Linked DNA regions of Homo sapiens: region 1 is linked to region 2. The links are chromatin loops, found by intact Hi-C in ENCODE. Cell type or tissue: Calu3. All regions are shown on one strand. Links, peaks and the distances in the headings refer to the core of each region. The heading gives the core; the rest is flanking DNA.

Region 1 (2,824 bases), core at 215-2,714, 620 kb before region 2:
ATTTATACTTGATTATGTATCTGGCTCTGCACATCATTATGGGTAAAAAAACTTTTTTATTTAAACAATTATTATTAAAAAGTTTTTATATAATTGGTTAGGCATATGAAGTGAATAAAAATAAAAGTCTTATCTCAATATACAAAAAAATACAAATGGTTAAGATCTTAAATGAGAAAGGCAAATTTATTTATTTATTTAGAGACGGAGTCTCACTCTGTCACCCAGGCTGTAGTGTAGTGGCGCGATCTCAGCTCACTGCAACCTCCTGTCCCCGGGTTCAAGCGATTTGCCACCACGCCTGGCTAATTTTTTGTATTTTTAGTAGAGACAGGGTTTCACCGTGTTAGCCAGGATGGTCTTGATCTCCTGACCTCGTGATCCGCCCACCTCGGCCTCCCAAAGTGCTGGGATATATAGATGTGAGCCACTGTGCCCGGTAAAACTTGAAAACTTTAAAGGGCAATTTTTAAGTCCTCAGTAGAGCAAAGGATATAAAACCACAAACCTTGAAATTTTCTTTAACAATAACATCATAAAGAGAATGAAAAGGAAATGTAAACTAAGAAAAGATGAAATATATACAACCCATAGTATCCAGAAAAATAAAAACAACCCCAAAGAAAAATGGATCAATGTTGTACCAGTATTTCAAAGAAGTGAAATAAAGAGATAGGACAAACATATTGGGGGGAAGAAGCTCAATCTCATAGGGAATCAAGGAATGCAAATTGAAAACATGATATCATTTAGATATATCTCATTTACACATTGGCCAACAATTCAAAAAATCTAAGTCTATAGAAGGTTGTTAAACATCTGAACTCCTCCTTCACTCCTCGCTGAAGTAGAAAATCAGAAAACCTTTTGGAAAACAATTTGGTATGACCTCGTAAATCTGAACAGCCACAGAACCTATGGCCCTGTCCTTCAGTCCCAAGCATGTATCCTAGAAAGCTTTTGCAACAGATGCACCAGAATTAAATTGTTCATAGTAGCTTTGTACATAACAGAAGAAAGAGAAAAAGAGGAAAGAGAAAAAGAGGATGAGAATGAACAAAGATTTGCACTAATAATCCATACGCTCATCAGTAGTACAATAAATATATTTCGATACATTTATATAATGGGGTAAAGCATCTGTATCTTGAAAACAAAATGTGGAGAAAGCAAGTTGAAGAGGATTAAAAAAATAAAATTTGATCCTACAATACAACAATATAATACTCAAGAGTATCCGCCCACACCACTCACATATAAACCATACACACACACCTAAGTATTATGTTGTATTGACTGTGTAACAAAAGTATAGGAACAGGTATAAAAATGAGCAATACAAATTTCAGAACAGTGATTAAGTAAGAGTGGGGAGACAGGACCATGAGGTAAGGTTAAGTACATAGATATTTACTTGATTTATTATTAGTAGTAATATTTTAAGTACATATATGTTATATTTACTCTTGTGTTTGATATATATTTCCTAGTTTTCAAAGGTTCAAAACAAAAAATTTCAGTCATATGAACTTTTGTGGTTCTGGCTCCTCTCCCTTCTGCCTCTCCCTGGTGGCACACGCAACTTCTCATGCCTGCCTTTCACATGCAGGCTCATCCTCAGCCCCTCTCTAACCCCCACTATATAAAAGCCCTGATTTCGGCTAGCCAAGTTAATTTCTCTTGCTTCCACCCAAGAATCTCTTCTGAAATGCAACATAAACATAATCTTTCCAACTTAGAATGACAAAAACTATCTCCCTAGGTATTTAAGTTATTAGTTGTATTACTTTTGTTTCATTAATTGTAGTTTTATTGATTTTAGATCATATGCACACACATATCATGTTTGAGCTTCTTTTGCTGATTTCTATAAAAGAATTTGTACAAAACAGTGTTGATAATAATGTATCCAACACATAGGGACACATGAAAAACTGAAAAGAATAAGGAAAAAAAGGTGAAGCAGTCAACCCTATTTTCTCAAGTGGACTCTGCATTTGGCTCATTATTCAATCTTTAATCCTGTGTTACCTTCCTTCCACCATCCTGATTCAAAATCCCCTTAAGCAAAATATAATTAGCACAAGGAGTCAACTGAAAGTAAACATATATGATTTTAAATTCTGATGGTACCTTATACTTTTCTAGGTGCTTTCATGGTGAAGTCTTCCTGTTCATGAAGTAGACAGTTTAGGTGTTGCCTGTTTTACAAATAAGGAAGTCAAGGTCCAGGCAGGTTAAAAGATTCATCTGAGGTTATAGAGCAATTATCAATGACAACTCTGATACTGATGCTACAGATTCAGAGAGGATTGTCTTATTCTTAAAAAGGGAAAATGTATATAAAGCCCTTGTTACAATGGTGGACACATAGTTAAGTACTTAATAAAGGCAAATTCTCTCTCTCTTATCCCTTGCACTTTGCCTCACTTATCAATTCCATGCAGCTGATTATTCTGGTCTATAAATCTAAAGTCTCAGCAAGAATGTTGAGTGAACAGTATCCAAAGTCACATAGCGGCTTTTCCTATCCTGACCCAACTAAATGTATTTTGCAAATATGTCACTTATTAATTATTACTACACAAAGATTATCACATAATCCCACATTCCAAGCAAATAATAAAAAACTGTCACATACCTAAAGGGTTAGAAAAAAATCCAGATTTTAAGCAATACATAGACGCAGTGTCCAGATACTTAACTAAATTTTTTGAAGGTTCCATGTGGAAGCACAGATAGTGGACAGACCACAAAACTGGCCATCAGCCACCTGGATTTTGTGTTCTGTAGTTTGACTTTCAGCAAATCACATAACTTCCCT
Region 2 (2,824 bases), core at 270-2,769:
TGTTCTACTTTGGAGATGAAAAGAATCGAACATTATTAGTCATGATCCACAGAACCAGAAGATTTATTTTAAAGATAAAGTTCAGATGATGAACATAAAGGAAGTTATCTCATCAAAGAAGGCAAGACTGAGTAAATCTCAGAAATCCACCATGTACAATATTTAAAAATGCTCACTAAAGTTGTTCTTTGTGAGTTAATGAAGGTCAGTATAGTCAATATTCAGTACGTAATCCTAGCAAGTACAAATAAAGTTAATATTATTCAAATATCTTACACAGGCTTATTGCATGCAACACACTGTTCTAAGTAACATACAGATATTAAAATGACTTAATTCTCAAAACATGAAGTGAGTTTTTGTTTTTATGCCCGTTTTGCAGATGAGAAAACTGAGGCATAGGGAAGGTAAGTAACGCGCTTAAGGTTACATAGCTGGTAAATTGTAGCCAGGAGTTGGAATCTAGGTGCCAAAATCTATGCTGTTAATCACTAAACTACGCTGCCTTAGTTTTTATACTTCTTTAGGAACCTCAGACCAAAAGAAATTTAGGCAATTCTAATAGAACAAGCAAGAATTTGCTAATCACAGCTTCCTTGCCCCAATCCTTTAATCGGCTTCATTTTCACTGACTTCTTTTTTAAATGAAGATAACAATGTTGTTGAACAGGATCATCTAGTGGTTAGTGGTTCGGCATAAGAATGACTCGCTTCTGAAGCTCAGCTCTAGCACTCGCTTGCTGTATGACCTTGAGAAAGTTACCTCCCCAAGTCTGTTTCCTCATCTTTAAAAGAGAGGTTATAATAGGACCCACATCATACTATTGTTTAAAGAGAAAACAACGTAGCCCATTTAAAGCACTTAGAAAGTGCTCCATAAATATTATTAGTGTAATAAATAGCAGCAACATCAATAAAGTATGAACCAAATGATCTCTTGATTCGTATCCTAACACTAAAAATGGTTTATTTCCCTTCTAATTAAAAGAGAATTACAACAACCAAAACAACAAACGAAACTATAGCCATAAAATCAATTATATCGTCTGTGAGAAAACCGGAAAGGCTATTGGACACATTAATTCACTTGTCATCAGTCATCCCCTCTATTCCAAAATGTTTGTGTTCTAACATCCTGAGACACCTTGCATAATATAATCACTGTGACTCCAAGAGGTCAAATGGGCAGGCAGTTAATGCTTCTCTGTGAAAAGCTCAATAATTCATTTTATAAATTTCAGTTTAAAGCCTGCGTTGAGGTTAAGAAAAATTGACGTTCGGTCTGTGAACTTAATGTCAAGCTCCAGAAAAACTCTGGGCAGCACATGTTTAGCAATTAAGTGGACACAGACAATAAAGACGTTGCCAAATTGTAAAACAAGACTTGGAAATCACAGAAAATGTTGCTAGTTATTGATCACGGTGACCATTCAGTTCCTACTGAGCCACCCAAAAGAATCATTCATTTTCCAGCAGAGAGCCTGCTCATTTGCAAGATAAAAGAGAGACATTTCTGCACATGCCCATAATGTTCTTCACCACTGGGGGCAGCTTTACATAAGACTGCATTCACTGAAACCAAAGCAACAGTCCGAGCAGCTTTCAGAATGACAGTCTGCAGAAGTGAGCTGAGCGTGTGCGCGGTACGGGGCTCTCCTGCCTTCTGGGCTCCAACGCAGCTCTGTGGCTGAACTGGGTGCTCATCACGGGAACTGCTGGGGTATGGAATACAGATGTGGCAGCTCAGGTAGCCCCAAATTGCCTGGAAGAATACATCATGTTTTTCGATAAGAAGAAATTGTAGGATCCAGTTTTTTTTTTAACCGCCCCCTCCCCACCCCCCAAAAAACTGTAAAGATGCAAAAACGTAATATCCATGAAGATCCTATTACCTAGGAAGATTTTGATGTTTTGCTGCGAATGCGGTGTTGGGATTTATTTGTTCTTGGAGTGTTCTGCGTGGCTGGCAAAGAATAATGTTCCAAAATCGGTCCATCTCCCAAGGGGTCCAATTTTTCTTCCTGGGTGTCAGCGAGCCCTGACTCACTACAGTGCAGCTGACAGGGGCTGTCATGCAACTGGCCCCTAAGCCAAAGCAAAAGACCTAAGGACGACCTTTGAACAATACAAAGGATGGGTATGTTTTGTCATTTTTCTTCTTTCCTTCTTAAAAACAAAAAACAAAAAACCTCTAGTGTGTGTAATAATTCTGCCTTAATTATTTTAGAGATTACCTTGCTCTGCTCTAAGACTATGAATTTATTTGCTTAGTGGCATGTTTCCTTGTTTAACTATTTAAAAAAACAAAACACTAAAGACAATTCTCTTTAATTACAAAGAGATAATATGTGATGTTAAGTGTTATTTAGATTTAAATTTTTAAAAATGAAAAATATATGCCTATTTTTGCTTGATTAAGGATTAATTCTTTTTTGGGGGGATAACTTTTCTAAGTTGTTTTTATTTCCAGGTTTCAATGTAATTAGGCTACTGAGCGGATCAGCTGTAGCACTGGTTATAGCCCCCACTGTCTTACTGACAATGCTTTCTTCTGCCGAACGAGGATGCCCTAAGGGCTGTAGGTGTGAAGGCAAAATGGTATATTGTGAATCTCAGAAATTACAGGAGATACCCTCAAGTATATCTGCTGGTTGCTTAGGTTTGTCCCTTCGCTATAACAGCCTTCAAAAACTTAAGTATAATCAATTTAAAGGGCTCAACCAGCTCACCTGGCTATACCTTGACCATAACCATATCAGCAATATTGACGAAAATGCTTTTAATGGAATACGCAGACTCAAAGAGCTGATTCTTAGTTCCAATA

Evidence for each region. Hi-C counts contacts between places; a loop is a spot of excess contacts. Peaks named below come from ENCODE experiments on the same cell type or tissue, not always from the same donor. Only the 100,000 strongest peaks of a DNase experiment are listed, where the experiment ranks them.
Region 1: a loop joins it to region 2, with 2.8 times the contacts of the local background. A loop is called at or near these places in 10 of 110 quality-filtered maps.

The regions. Positions count from the first base shown.
Region 1 is chr10:66,303,452-66,306,275 of GRCh38, forward strand. All of the region lies in intron 12 of CTNNA3 (catenin alpha 3), which reads right to left. Among named protein-coding and RNA genes, the nearest start is that of CTNNA3-AS1, 230 kb to the left of the region's middle. In Calu3, for the core only: no CTCF peak of the experiment used is centred there; no DNase peak of the experiment used is centred there.
Region 2 is chr10:66,924,451-66,927,274 of GRCh38, forward strand. The region is part of intron 7 of CTNNA3 (catenin alpha 3); the gene reads right to left. It overlaps LRRTM3 (leucine rich repeat transmembrane neuronal 3), which reads left to right and starts at 1,586. Exons shown (of 3, transcript NM_178011.5): 1 at 1,586-2,137; 2 at 2,471-2,824. The coding sequence starts at 2,134. All of the region lies in intron 3 of LOC101928961 (a long non-coding RNA gene), which reads right to left. RefSeq lists an enhancer at 973-1,829 and a silencer at 1,449-1,558. In Calu3, for the core only: CTCF peaks have their summits at 1,523 and 1,726; a DNase peak (open chromatin) is centred at 1,571.